Regions from separate parts of the Homo sapiens genome. Here region 2 is linked to region 1. Evidence: chromatin loops called from intact Hi-C (ENCODE). Cell type or tissue: mammary epithelial cell. All regions are shown on one strand.

Region 1 (8,000 bases):
TAAGCATGGCTGTCTTATAATTAAACTTCCTTTTGGAATGACATGTCTATCTTAGAATGACACCTACTGTCTTACAACGAGCATGCAAAGCCCGGATCTTGTTTACAAGGCAAATTACACATCTGTAAGAGGCAGAGAAGGCTTGAAATGTCTTATCAAAGCACTCCCACAAAAAGTGATTACTGGATCCTCAAAACTACCTTATTCAGTACATTAAAAGATGATGAATATCATTATAGGGCATAAGAAGATTAAGAACCAAAACAATCAGGGGAATGGCAGCCAGGGAGTGGAAACTCATCGATAGCCATGAAGTCTGTTTGTTTCTAGCTTCTTCTGTGCTTTGGTACTAAGAATATGTTTCTAACTAGAAACATCTAACTATCTCTTTAAAAATGCAGTTACTTTTAAATAGGACAGATTCTACAAATGATTGCTTTCAGCTGTGTAAATGGCATCTCAGAATTTTATGTTTAATATTCATATTTAACAATTTTAAAACAGTGCAGTTCTGCATCAGATTTTAACATACTGGTCCAATGCATTTATTTGTAGTACTAGGATACCCTATTTTAAAACAGATCTGAACATCTTTTTTCATGTATTCTGTGAATATGTCTAAATTCATATCAGGTAAATGATTGAAGAAAAAGATTCTAGGTCTCCATTGACCTTGAGAAGACTCAAACTTCCACAAGGATCCGTGCTTACCTGAAATCCAAGTGTGTACTGGGTACTGTCACAGCTATGGGTCTTCTTCCATCAGTGCCAGGCAAGGCTCAGGCACCTGTGAATGACTCGTGCTCCTGCCCCAGTTTCATTACAATCTGTGAAATAAAAGAACATATGGGCCGGACACGGTGGCTCAAGCCTGTAATCCTAGCACTTTGGGAGGCTGAGGCAGGTGGATCACCTGAGGTCAGGAGTTCGAGACCAGGCTGGCCAACATGGTAAAACCCCATCTCTAATAAAAATACAAAAATTAGCCAGGCGTGGTGGTGCATGCCTGTAATCCCAGCTACCTGGGAGGCTGAGGCAGGAGAAATGCTGGAACCCAGGAGGCAGAGGCTGCCTGGTGAGCTGAGATCACACCACTGCACTGCACTCCAGCCTGGGAGACACAGCAAGACTCCATCCAAAAAAAAAAAAAAAAAAAAAAGAGAACATATTAATATGACACACCTCTATGTGATGTGTCCTAATGCAGTTAGTTTCAGGGCTTAAGTGATTTCTCTCTTTGTTTGGTTTGGTTTAGTTTAGTTGGTTTTACTATCTGTCTAGCTTTTGGATTTATGTGTTCACTACAAGAACAGGTACTATGGTTTGGCTACAAGAGAAGTTTCATATTGCTGATGATATGTTTAATTTTTAAATGACAATTTTATCATTTATATTTTAGGCTTTGGCAACAGATTTATACATTAAGTCTTGAGAATGCAAGGCAAACTTAAAAAGAAATTGCAACCACCTATGTATAATGAATCAGGATATTTTAATCTTGTACAGTCGCAGCAAAAATCCAGGATAAATCAAATGCTAACAATCAGACTGGGCTATCATCCATAACCCTGATTTCAATTAAGCCAAAAAACTGCCTCATTTTGTAATTACTTGATATTATAATAAGAAAATGTTATAAATTTGAGCTTATAAAATATATTTGCATTACAAAATACTGATTTTATCTTTCATCTGCTTTACATTTTACAGATATACCTAATAGCTCATTTGAAAATAGAATCCTCTTTTTTAAAAGTTTGGAAAATATGAAAGGAAACCAATATCAGACCAAGAGTAGTTATTATAATCCATGTGACTTTTCAATAAGTAAAGCAAAAATTGCTGCTATTATAACAACATGTTCATAGCTTCCCCATAGTCATGTTCTAATTAATCATTATTTTAGCTTTTCTCATGTGCCGTGAGTTATTTCCAACTGAACCAGGATTGGGGGTTTTCCCTGGGAAATAACCAGGTATTCATTGCTTCCGTTGTTATATCGATGATTGTAGCATACCAGAGACCACCAAGGCTTACCTCATTCAGGTCAATTTAAATGAAATTCTCATCTCCTACAAATCATTTTATAAGAGATTTTACCTTTTTTCTAACCTTCGCTTTCAAGATACCATATAAAGTCAAATTCTAAAACCTGAAGATTATAGAAGTTTTACCATATAGAGTAAAAGAAATTGGATTTCCACTAGAGTCACTCTGAATTTTATATTCCCAATAGAGATCAATGAAGACTGTATCCCCTCCTAGGAGAAATCATCAGTATTTGGGTGTATCCTTTTGTCACAACCTTTGGGGGTGGGATTTACTGGCATTTGTTTGGATGCCAGATGCCCTCCAATTTATAGGACAATTATGTGCCATAAAAACTTCTCTTTATTTTATGCAACTTTCACATCCCTCACCTGATATTCATGTGAGTGGAAAAGCTTTTAAAAATTATTTGAATCTAGAATTTAATTATAGTTTACAAATAGAAACACACAATTTTCTTTGCACAGCTTTAATACCTACTAATTTTCCAAGAACACCGCTACTTTTTAATTCAAAAGTAGAATATGCTTTGTGTTATTGGGGATTTTACCAACAGCCACAAAACTGAAAAATCACAACCTCACTGAGACACTGCTGGTGATATTTGAGGGCCCTCTGCAACTCCTGTATCATCTGCAATTGTAACTCTCAAATACAAAAGAATTCGGAATTTGGGTCAGAGCATTATGTATCTCCATATACTTATTATTTTATATATTAGTTTCCTTTTATGTCTCCTTAATATTATAGTTAGGTTAAATAGAGAGTTATAGGGCCAGGTGCATTGGCTTATGCCTGTAATCTAAACACTTTGATAGGCCTAGGCAAGAGTATCATGTGAGCCCAGGAGTTCGAGACCAGCCTGGGCAACATAGTGAGATCCTTTCTCTTAAAATCAATAAATAAAAAAATAGTAAAAATAAAATTTGAAAGATAAAAACCAACAAAAAAAGTAGAGAACTTTATACAATTATATATTGATTTTTAACCTCAAACACAGAAATGCAAATGATGGAGTTAAACACACACACTCTTCAGTTTACTGTACATCATTATCACTGGTCATGCGAGATTCTCGTTTCATTATTTATTCACTTTTATCTTCATAATACATTTCTACTTCCCCTTATCAACAATTTTAATATTATATGACGGGTGTCTTTCTTTTTTAAAATGGGTAGTATTGAAATAATTGTCACTGTGTCAGTCTTCTCCCTGTTCTTCTTACATTTTCATTAAGTACCACATTTTTAAGATCTCTCATGAGATTGTAGGACACCAAAGCACCCAAATTGTGCCCCAAACTGCTGCTCACTCCTCCACAATGTCTGTCTACAATTGAACCACCTCCTCCCAGGAAGTCGCAGCTGGCTGGCATCACTAACTGTGTTCAATAAACATCCTTGTGCAAGTCTTCTCATGGATATGTGGAAGGATTTCTGAGGGCTGTGTACGTGGGGAAAGAATTTCTGGAGTTGTAAGATGTATCTATACTTCAGTTGATTGATTACTATCAGGTTGGTTTTCAAAGTGACTGCACCCACCTGTATCCTCCTAGAACATATTCCTGTATTGCACATCTCTGTCAACCTTTGATATGATCATCTTTTACACCCTTTGTGGTTTTCTCAGCAGCCTAATAGGCTTGGAGTCATAGCTTTCTGTATGTCTTGTTTATCTAATTATTAATGACTAAAAAGTTTCTTCATGTGCTTGTTAGGAATTCCTTTTGTAATACAGATATTAATCTCTTGCCAATTTCAGACATTTAAATTATTTTCCCTCTTCTCATTTTGAACAGAAAACCTTAATTTTGAGGTAATCAAATTAACCAATCTTTGCCTCATATTTAGTGCTCTGGAAATTGTTGAAAGTTCTCCCCTTCCCTCAATCACACAGACATTCTCTTCCATTTTTAAATTAATGTTGTGGTTTTGTCATCAGCATATAGGTTGTGCAACACAGCTGTGAGCCACAGTCCTGTTGCTCCCACCCATTCATAGTTTTGATTCCTTTGGCCTGTCTCTCAGCCCTTGCACCAACCCCACCCTGCCAGCATTGCAACAGCTTTGTGAGATGTTGGATGGCTGGCCAATGACAGTGAGCCAATGAGAGTCCATAGAGGTGACCCAAGTTCAGATGAGGCAGCCTCAAGTCCTGAAGAGCTGAGTGCATGTGAGTTGTAAAGATGGACCTGGGTGTTCCTGTCTCCATGGAGTCTTATCTAAGCTCTGTAGCAATGTGGCCCAGGCTCAGACAGCTTGAGCCCCAGGAGACCTCCTGGCCTATCGCCAAGGGCACTAGACAGCAGCTTTGGAGAGCAATGCCAGTGGCTCTGTGCATCTACTCTGTCTTTGAGCTGCAGCAGCTCTGGTGATATGAAATGCAAAAGAAAAATGGATATTGGTGTCCTCAACTCCCTACGGTCACCTCCAAAGAACTAAAGAAGACTCACCTTAAGCTTTTGTGTCAGACCTCTCCTGTGATCCTTCTCACCCTCTCTCTCTGTCCATGTTGTTAAATTCCCTCATTGCTGTTGAAACCACGTTTAGCACATTTTGCTACTTAGGTGCACACTTTGCCACTTCTTGCTTTCTGCCCTAGGGCTTCTCCGTCACTGCCAAGTGGGAGTCGTAAGGCAACTCCCCAGTCTTCCTGATGCCTGGACTAATCTAGAAGTCCGAGAAAGTTCATACCCCAGGGGGCAACCCTTAAACAAAGGAGGATGGAAGATAGTTCATAAATATACCCTTGTCCAACCCTTGCACTGTGGGGGATCCCCCAGGTATCCCCAGTCACCACCGGCAGTAATCAGCTTGGTAAACACCCCTAGTTTACCTCTACTTCCTTTCTTATATTACTCTTTTCCGATTCCACTTTCCAAAATAAGTGACCTGCATCCACACCCTGCCTGAAGCTCTGCTTTTTGGGCTCTACTGGCTAAGACAGAGGCCACTTGATACTGACCTTCATATTTATGTGCAGCCTTGGCCCCTGGCTTATCTGCAGATACATTCCACGATTTGCGTCACATACATCAAATCTAACGAACAATTCCCACTATGTAGCCTAAGTTACACCTGTATTAGATATTGAGGATCTACCAGTGCCAATGAATCATCCTTATCTCCAAGAAACTCTCACTTTAGTGTGGAAGACAGATAGGCAAATGGGCAGTTACAGTGGGGAGGAATCCTTCATGCTGCAATTCAGTAAAGATCATGTTCTTTCATCCTGAGCAACAGTAATTTCCACTCACCTCTGTATGCGGAGAAAGCCTCAGATGAGGCTATTTGCCAATTAGTCAGTTAAAATGGAGAAACAGAACATCTGACCAGTCTGCCCTTAGACAGTACCCATCCACGAGGATATACAGTGTCCCCGCCCCGGGCTCACACAGGCATGATACTTTTGTCCACCAAGGCTCCAGGGCCTCAGCCACACCCTTCGCATTAGAGTAAACAAGAAACTACTATCAACTGTCACATTTCACATTCACAATGAAACCTATTTTCCTGGTAAAAACTCGTCATTATATAGATGAGAAAACAGGCCCAGGAAGGAGGAGGGACTTCCCCAAAGGAAACTTGCAAATTAATAGCGGAGTTTAGACAAGAACCCTTGGCTACTGATACAGCCTTCTTTCTCTGTTTGTTTGTTCATTTCTTCATTCATTCATGCAATGCTCTTTCCCTGTGCATTTTATCCCTACTGACGCATAGGCAAAATCCCATGGCAACTGATACAATGCTCTTTCCCCACTGGTTGATTGATTGATTGATTGATTCAGTCATTCATATCTTTAGCAAGAAAAAACCTTCCTCAGACAATGAGATCAGAAGTCACATTTCAGTCCAACATAAACGTCACAGATTCACAAATGCATGAGAGTTATTTCTACTAAACTGTGAGCTTCTTGCATGCAGGAACCATTTCTGACAGGTTGCTGTATCTGCACAGCTACAGTGGCCGCACCACTGCTGCTTTTTTGCCCTTTCCCCTCTTGAGTCAGCAGGAGGCCGTAAGGAGCTCTGAAAAAACCCTATGGTACTGAGGAGAAGAGCTTGCAAAGCCCTAGACAATAGGACACTTGTATCAATCAAGTTTCAAATAAGAAAGAAAGCCACTCTGTTTCAAAGAGAGGAGATCAATATAGGAAACGGTTTACATAGGCAATGGGAGAGCTGAAAAATCCAAACATGGAATGATGAGGGAACCAAGCAATCAGGCACAGGAAGCCACTCCCTAGCCTAGGATGCAGGAGAGAAAGAAAGGTCTGTAGTTGTGAGACCACAGAGGTCAGTGTCACCAGGTGAAAATTTGGTTCATGGAGGGCATCTCTGGTAGGAGATGCAGTCACTATGGGGGCTCCCATCTTAGGAGGAAGAGAGAATGAGCTTGGCTTCTCCCTTCCTCCCACCTTCCAATGTCCCTCTAGAGCTTCTCATTGTCCAAACTGAGCTCACCTGGGAGCCTGGGAAAGGTAGCCCAGAGGGGTGAGCCCACCTGAGATTCACAGCAGAGCTTGGGAAGAGTGAAGGACGATATGCAGGAAAATAGCCCAACACCCACAGGACACTCATGGCCCCTTCCAGTTCAGATATCTCAGAAGTGTCTAATCAGACCTATGTCAAAGCCAGGATCCAGAGTTCATAGCTTCAGTAAGAGAAGTGCCTTTCATCTTGGAAGAGATGCCAGGAATATACGATTCCAGGCTCTTATGTTTTATAAGTTTGCTAAAGAGATGAAAATATGCTATTCTAGACAGTGCTATAATATCCAAGGCATGTGCCTACACAACAGAGGAAAATAAATATTTGTATAAAGAAACAGATTTGGGTTTATATCTTAAAAGAAAATTTTCTTAAGTAAAAATATAGTCTAACATATGTTATTAGGAAACAATGTACCTTTATTTAGTTCAGTGTCCTCCAAAGTCTGGTTTCTCATGTATACAACCATTTTAAATCTACCTTTTAAAGACGGGCATGACAAAGTGGGGCGGAATTTCAGAAAGAAGAAGAAATTTCAGATAGGGATGCAGAGTAATAGAGTGGAAGGCAGAGGAAATGGTATCCTTTGGAAAAAGGCAGAGCTGAGATGCCACAGCAGGTTATGCCTTCCATGACGTCAAGCCATTAAACAGCAGTCACACCAGTGGACACACAATTTCAGTGGGAGAAAAAGACAAAGCTATATTGGAATGGTAGAAATGAGAACTGAATAAAAGTGGGACAGAGAAGCGCATGCACATGGACACATACACAACACTCTCTCGATGTATATTTTTAATTGGTCATTTACATGCATATATGAAAACTAGCATTTATTAAGTGCTTACTGTGTAACAGATTCTACATTAGTTGAATTATGTAACTTAATTCTTTTTACAAATATGTGACATACTTTCCTGACAGAGACATTGTAAATAAGGACACTGGGAAGATAAACTAATGGCTCGTGCAAGGTCAAGCTGTTAGCAATTCAAACCCGTTTTACGTGACTCCAAATTCTACCCTTATCACTCTACATCACCACTTTATAGGCACGTGTTAATATTAATTTAAATAAGGTTTCAGATTTGCTCAGTCTCTTGGCATTTAAGATGGCTTAAGCTAATTGTGTACCCTAAAGGAGATATGCGATCACATCGATTTTAATATTAATTGCTGTGGTGCTAATTCGTCAAAAATAAGGAAACTGAAAACCCACTTCAGTTGGAAATTGCAAAGCACTCTATCTAATATTCTAGATTCCACATGTGTCCGTGTGAAGAGACCACCAAACAGGCTTTGTGTGAGCAACAATGCTGCTTATTTCACCTGGGTGCAGGCGGGCTGAGTCTGAAAAGAGAGTCAGCGAAGGGAGATGGGGTGGGGCCGTCTTATAGGATGTGGGTAGGTAAAGGAAAATTACAGTCAAAGTGGGTTGCTCTCTGGCTGGCAGGGGCG
Region 2 (8,000 bases), 50 kb after region 1:
GATAGCAATCCATGTTTCCAAGCAAAGACATTGAGTTCTGAGGACACAAGGAAGTCCACCAGACAAATGTTGAGGGAGGGGCCTGGTGGAAGATGACTGGATTATGGAAGTGGTTCCCCCATGCTGTTCTCATGGGAGTGAGGGAGTTCTCACGAGAGCTGATGGTTTTAAGGGTGGCACTTCCTCGCTCTTTCACTCTCTCTCTTTTGCCTCCATGTTAGACGTGCCTTGGTTCCCCTTTGCCTTCTGCCATGATTGTAAGTTTTCTGAGGCCTCCGTAGTCATGTGGAACTGTGAGTCAATTAAACCTCTTTTATTTTTAAATTACCCAGTCCCAGTGTCATTACAGCAGTGTGAGAACAGACTGATACATCCCCAAACACTGACACTTCCCCTAGTTAGAAAGATGGCTGAGAGACATGGGATGTGGCTTTCGCCTTTCTGAAACTCCCAATCAAGTGAAGAAGATAGATTTATACATAAATAATTCATTCATTTGTTCATTTATTCAACTTTCTTTTCATCACGTATTTTTATGCCTGGGATTGTAGCAGGCATGGGAACAAACACGCTGAACAAGTCAGACCTGGCCCTCTACCCCGGGAGCTTGCAGAATAGTGGAGGGGATATATATATCAAATAAACGTAAGCCGGATAGATACCAGCTGGGATCACCATGCCCTTAAGACCCAGAGAAGTCCTGTCCAAATGCCCATCTCATCAACCACGAAAAGCCCTTTGTTCTCAAGATCTCTGTAAGTCCTGGGGATTTTAGCTCTTCTCATCACCTTTGGTTTCTAAGTGTGTTCTTATTATTTACTTTTCTGTTGGGGCTTGTTCTTTCACATGTCCCTGAAAGCAAGCAGGGACATACGGCCCAGGCCTGATACTTTCTGGAAGAACAGCCCTCTCACAGAACTCCTTGGAGGCTGCCCTGCAGAGGAGGTGGTTACCATTACAAAGACAACCAAGAGACTTAGAGCTGAGCATTAAACTCCCTGTAGTTGGAACAGTCCTCTTCCTTTTCTGGCATCTCCAGCTTGGTCTGATAAATTACTCAAGAGCTTTGCTCATCTCTGTGCTCTCCTGATGAGCCCCTAGTTCCAGCTTCTGGTTTATAATGGCCCATTTTTTCCGTCTCTTCTTGCACCTCCAGCTCACACTCTTAGGGCCCCACCTGCTGTCTCTTAAGTGTCTGATCAGTGCAAGTTCCTAAAAAAAAGAAAGCATCCTTCATGAAGCATATTTACCTGATGAAGTAGTACTGTTTTTCACCCCAATACGTATAAAGTTACAAAACTAATGATATACTTACTGGTGAGAGAGAATGTGTAGGATGCTGTGAGTGGTAATAGGGTGGATCAGTTAGAATAGGATGGGGCCTACAGGCGAACCCGACAAACGGAAGCTAACTGACCTGGCTGGAGAGTAGCAAAGTTATTTCTCATTTACCCCACCCCACCCCATATGTGTTGCTGGTCAGCAAAGGGTCACTCTTAGTCGCTCAGGAATCCAGGTTCCTGCATGTGCTGTCTCAATGCATGCTTCTGTAATTACAAGAGCTAAGATACAAAAAGAGCATAGCTCACCACACACTAATTCATTTGCTTTTTCTTTTTTTTCTTTCTTTCTTTAATTGAATTTTTTAAAAAAAGCTTTATGAGGTATAATTGACATACAAAAATTGCACCTATTTAATGTATACAATTTGATGAGCTTGGACACATACATATACCTGTGAATCTACCGCCACAGTCAAGGTAATAGTCATAACTACCATCCCGCAAAGCTTCCTTGGGTCCCTCCGTGTGTGTGTGTGTGTGTTTGTGTGTGTGTGTGTGTGTTTAAAACACTTAACATGAGATCTACCTTCTTAACACATTTGCAAGTGCATAACACAGCACTGTTGACTATGGGCACTACACTGTACAGCAGACCGCTAGTGCTCAACGTGCATGCAAAGCTGTAACTTCATGCCAATTAAACAGCAATCCCCCATTTCTGTTCCCCCCTGGTCCCTGGTAACCACTGTATTTTCTCTGATTCTCTGAGTTTGATTATTTTAGGTACTTCATATAAGTGGAATCATGCAGTATTTGTCCTTCTGTGCCTGGCTTATTTCACTTAGCACAATGTCCTTCAGGATCATCCAGTGTTGTCACAGGTGGCAGGATTTACTTCTTTTTTAAAGCTGAATTATATTTGATAGTATGCATATAGAAAATTTCTTATCCATTCATCTGTTCACGAACACTTGAGTTTATTGCATATCTTGGCTATTGTAAATAATCCTGCAATAAACATGGGAATATAGAGATCTCTTTGAGATCCTGATTTCTTTTGGGTATATACACAGAGGTAGAATTGCTGGATCATATGGTCATTCAGTTTTAATTTTTTTTAAAATCTCCAAACTGTTTTCCATAGTGGCTGTACCATTATACACTCCTATCAACAGTGCATAAGGGTTCCCCTTTCTCTACCTCTTTGCCAAAACTTGTTATATTTTGCTTTTTTCGATAATAGCCATTCTAACAGGTATGAGGTGGTATCTCCTTGTGCTTTAAATTTGCATTTCCTTGATAATTAGTGATGCTGAGTACCTTTTCAGGTACCTGTTACCTATTTGTATGTCTTCTTTTGAGAAATCTCTATTCAGGTACTTTGCCCATTTTTAAAGCTATTTCAAATTTTGAATTTTCATGTCTTTGCTCTGGATTTGCCTTAACCCTGGGTACCAAGAGCACACAATGAGGGAATTACAGTCTCTTTAAGAAATGGAGTTAGAAAAATATCCACATGTAAAAGAATAAAGTGGGATCCATATCTTACACCATACACACACAAAAAAACTCAAAATGGATTAAAGACAAATGTTTAAAACCTGAAACTGTAAAATTTCTAGAAGAAAATATAGGAGAAAAACTCCATGACATCGATTTTGGCAGTGATTTCCTGGATATGACACCAAAAGCACAGGCAACCAAAGGAAAAATAGACAAGTGGGACTACGTCAACTAAAAAGGTTCTGCACAGCAAAGGAAATAATCAGGTTGCAAACGCAACCTAGGGAATGGAAGAAAACAATTGCAAACCATGTATCTGATAAAGAGTGAATCACCACATTGATTCTTCAAGTGATTTCTGTGCACTTCTCAGCCAAGGCATTGCCCGTTTTCCCAGCCATGCCCTTCATCAATGAAGAAGGAAGCGCCCTCCATGCATGAGGGACAGCAGACAGCTATCAACATTCACTTTTTACTTTCCACTTGCAAATACTTTCACTCCTTCCCCAAAAGGAACCATCCAAAGCCTACTCCTGGTATCAGGCTCAAAGTCCAGGAGCTTATGACTATTTCACAGGCAGGTCTGGCTGCAGCTGTTTTGGCTTTGGACATCTATATACTGACCAAAAACAAACCCAACGAAACAAAAAGCAAAAACAAAACAAACAAAAACTACTTTCTTCCCTACAAGCAAAACACAATGATAGAAGGACTGTATAATTTCAATGAACACTCTGAAATCCCACTGACAGACATTGCTTTTTAAGTTTCTGTTCTACTTCTTGAGCCATTGTTCAAATTGTTTCTTCTTTTTAATTACCATATTGACCACATATGAGGAGGTCAATAGGAAATATCTGTCTTTAGGGCTGCACAGGTTTCCCAGCATGCTCTCTCCCTAGAGAAGGTTGGGGGCCCAAGCCTTAAGTCCTGAAAGGTCAGTAGCTTTTAGACCACACTGGTGGATCTTCAAAAATACAACTCTTTCAAATCTACTTTGTTTCAGTAGTCACATCCAAAATTATTTTTCAGACATGCATTTTTCTTTCAGTAGAGTTAATTGCTGGTATTTTGAGCCTATCAGTTTCATGGAAGAGCCAAGCCAATTCTCTTTATACCTGAAACATTATGTCTAATTAAAGTAATTCAGCAAAATGTTGGTAGTTTAACAAAGAGGATAATGACCTTCTTGATTTGTTCCTTGCCTCAAGACTGAATTTTCATCAATCTGAGTCTGAATGCTTGGAGACTGAGAGTCGCTTATATTTCTCAACCCTTCAAGTCATTGAATTAGGAATTTTCCATTCCTTTTCTTCCTGCTTGTAAATTGAACAATTTTTTTTCTGATCTCATCTCTTTTTCATTGACCTTTGTCAAATGTAACCTTTAGCAACCAAACCATGTTACCAAAGTCTCTCTTCCCATTTATTTGCCTAAACCTATGCTCTTATTAGAAACTGATTTGTCTTCCAACTTACCATTGATGGCAGTTTTCCTAAGTGTTTCACTGCAACCTAATATGGATCATCATCCTTACAAATGTTAAGAGTTTTCTTACTGCTCGCTGTCCATCCTAAAGTCAATGTCACATAGTTTAGAGTTATTGTTATGATTATATTCCTTCTTTGGTACAAATTGTTCTGCTCCAGCACTACACAATCCAAAAAAACAACCAACTTAATGATAAAAAAAAAAGTTTCCTTCCCACATTACATGCCCATTACAGGTAAACAGTGGTATTCTGTTCTTTGTAGTCAAAAAAGGATCTGAACTGATGGCTATCTCATCATTGACACATGCGTCTAAGAGCTCAGGGGTTGGAGAAGAAAGAGTATGTAAACAAAGTGACAGCTCTGAAAGCTTCCACCTAGAAGTGACAAGTGTCTCTTCCACTCACACCTCATTGGGAAAAGGTGAGTCACATGACTAAGCCCTGAGATACCTATAGGTGAGAAGGGATTGTCCTCTCCCAGAGAAAAGTGGTACATATTTTTGAATGCAGAGGGTACATAAACTAGTAGGAAGTGTTAACAAATACCTTTTCATGGGTATTTTTAACCTGAAAAATAAGTGGGTGTTAGAACTTTGAGAAAAAGGGTCAACATGTGTTATATACCAAAGACAAAAAGAAAGACAGCACAGTCTCAGAGAGAAAGCCAGTACGGCATGAGATGGCTCAGGGATTGTTGGCGGGGCCAGACAGTGGCACAAAGTCACAATGCTTTAGTAGAAAGACACAAAGACTACTGTGAGGAAGGGAGGAGGATGTTCAGATTTCAGGATTTTCAAAGGTTTCTTGGAGAAGTAGGACAGTAAACACTGACAATATTTTGCAGACAGAGTCTTATTTGGGAACTTTTGGGGTAAAAGTTGGCATTTTCTTGAAAGAAGCATGCCAAATAGCCAAGCTCTGCTGTCCCAGGGCACAAAAACTGCACCAGCAAAGTAATTACCAGCCCAAGAATTAGCAGCAGGTGTAGTAATAGGGCAAGGACTCATGTCAACATATGGTAAGTCTCTCTAATGGCTGGGTATAACTTTAAATCGGAGGGGATTCATTTTAAACTCATGATCTCAAACCTTAACTGATGCTATATAGTAGCCAAAAAATTATGTTTTCCCAGTACTAGTTTTTCAAACCTTCTTGTTAATCAGACCTCTACCATCCATCTACATGCACCCTCATGATCATTGCAAATAGAGGTCATCAGGCTCAAAACCCCTTACATGCCTACCACTAAGCCAATGACCTCTCTCTACATGCACCAATTCATCTCTCCCCTTGCCTATCAAAACAGAGGTCACCATGAACTCTCACTGGATTATTGCAGCACCATCTTAACAGGGTTCCTAACTTACGTTTCTCTAATTTGTTCTACAACAGCAGTAAAAGTAATGTTCATAAATTACAAAACTGATATCATATTACTGTCCTATATAAATCCTTCCAATACTTCTTTACCATCCTTACCACGAGCTTCTCACCATGACCTTCTCACCATGACCATCTTACCACAACCTTGTCACCATGACGTTCTCACTAGGACCTTCTCATCATAAACTCACCATGCTTACAATTCCAGGCAAGATCTGGCCCCTGCCTGTCTCACTGACCTCATTTCCTGCCACACTCCTGTTTGGTCAGAACCGCCAGCTACATTGGTTATCTTTCTGACTCTCAAACACAGAGCTTTATGGTTTGGGTTTTTTTTCTTTTTTTTTTTCTTTTCGTTTCTCTGGGCCTTTATAAATGCTATTACCTATACCGATAGTGGTTTCTGTTTACCTTTCATTTAACCGCTTCTAATTCTCAAAGCTTGGCTCTGTTTAAATATCACTGTCTTGAAGAGGACTTCCCTGACCAGAGGAAAACGGCTTTCTACTTAATATTTTTAAAAACGTATCTAGTTTTTTATTCATTACACAATGCAACTTGCCAATGCTTTTATTCAATTGACTTTTCTTTACTCATGCTGCTGCAGAGTTTTTGGTTTTGGTCTGCCTCCTCATTAAGATATGTAACCGAAAAGGCAGGAGCCAAGTGTCTTTCTGACCATTTTGTACTCAGTGATGAGTATGCAACCTGGCACACAATAAATATTTGTTGAATAAATAAATCACAGGCGCATAGCCCAAGGCCAAGGGCTGCTCCACTTTCACATCTGTACCAATCAAATTAAACTGCTAGAACAGCTTCAAGACTTTGAGAAACAATAGATTTAGGGCTACAAAAGTGACAGTGATTTCTATTCCTCCTTGTTCTCTCATACTGCTTTTAAGGTTATCTCCAAGACTGAAATGAATCCCATACTGACAAAACAGATGCTTCCAATCAATAGAAGTCCCTACCAATTCCTCATGTTACTCAAGAATTAAAGGAGGCTTCCATTTAGCATGGCAGATAATGTTCCTTCCATCTCATTAAAATACCCATAAAGGCATATTAAAGTAAAATCTATCAACACAGTACATTAGAGATAAAAATGGACAATAGACTCAAGAAGGGGCAGTATTTCCCCCTACATATATCTTCTATGTGTGTAGGTACCAAGAAATATATTCTTGGACTAAATATCCCACTTTCTATCCTGCATGTCAAAATAAGCCAGATGGCTCCAAAAATGGTAGGAAAAGACTTTTGAACACTGTTCTGTTGCCTGCCTCTTCTTAGGGATCTCAGGGTTTGTAGTGACTGTAAAATGAGCCAAGATACAACCAAACAATAAAAAAATAAGTAAACAAAAACAAATACTGATGAACAGAGACAGAGATCCTCTTGCTGAGTGAACACGCTACCTGAGTGGCCCAGTGTTCCATACCAGCTCACGCACCCCCCGTCTATTCCCACTCAGACTCCCAGCCCATGAGACAAGGAAGAAAAAGGGCATGAGCAGAGCAGTCTTGCATCTTGGGATACTCACCTTCTAAGCAGAATGTTTTTTCTTTTTTTTTTTTTTTTAACTTAAGGAACTAGGCAGTGGCAAAAAGAAAAAGCTCATGGGCAATGGATGCAGCTTGTATTCACTTTCGTGTAGAAAATCAGCTCAAAAAAGAATTGCAGGATGCTTCAAACTCTCTACTATAGTCAGACACTGACCAATTGGAGGATTCAAACTCAAGCTAGCAAAATAAAACTGATGAAAACCTTCAACCGAACATAATTTAAGGGAGAGCTGTGCACTTCCATCTGAACTTAGAATCACATAGGAAAGACATTAGCCCATGGATATCTAAAACCCGGGAGAGGTCCCTCATCTAGTCAGAGATGAGAAACACACATGTAGCTCTGAAACACAGGGAACATGCATATGTAATCTAAATAAAAATTAAAATAAAAAACTGCCTCTCATTACAGTTATATACCATAAGGGGTGCTGCCAAATTTATATCCAGAGTTAAATTCATATCCTAAAGTACCCTATTTGTCACAGAATAACAAATAGATATGAAACAGAGATTGATTTCAAAAAAACTGAAAAATAAAAGACAACTCTAAGGAAAACAAAAAGAATGAACTGAAAGTGAATAAAACTTATCAAAATATGGAAAATAGCAAGATAGATCAGAAATTTTAAGGATCAATTTTTTGAAATAATGAAAATGAGAGAGCAAATCTATGACACAGAAAAATAAAAGTATTAAAAATCATAAAGTTCATATAATAATAGTGAATAATAACAGTAGTGTATAAAACCTGAAAGGCTGTCAGGTGCG

What was found. Peaks named below come from ENCODE experiments on the same cell type or tissue, not always from the same donor. Only the 100,000 strongest peaks of a DNase experiment are listed, where the experiment ranks them.
Region 2: it touches region 1 in a loop (2.0-fold over the local background); 1 of 110 quality-filtered maps calls a loop at or near these places.

Annotation. Positions count from the first base shown.
Region 1 is chr2:7,688,773-7,696,772 of GRCh38, forward strand. No RefSeq gene overlaps it. Among named protein-coding and RNA genes, the nearest start is that of LINC01871, 33 kb to the right of the region's middle. In mammary epithelial cell, no CTCF peak of the experiment used is centred here; DNase peaks (open chromatin) are centred at 3,689 and 4,089; H3K27ac peaks cover 1,797 bases.
Region 2 is chr2:7,739,161-7,747,160 of GRCh38, forward strand. No RefSeq gene overlaps it. Among named protein-coding and RNA genes, the nearest start is that of LINC01871, 17 kb to the left of the region's middle. In mammary epithelial cell, no CTCF peak of the experiment used is centred here; no DNase peak of the experiment used is centred here.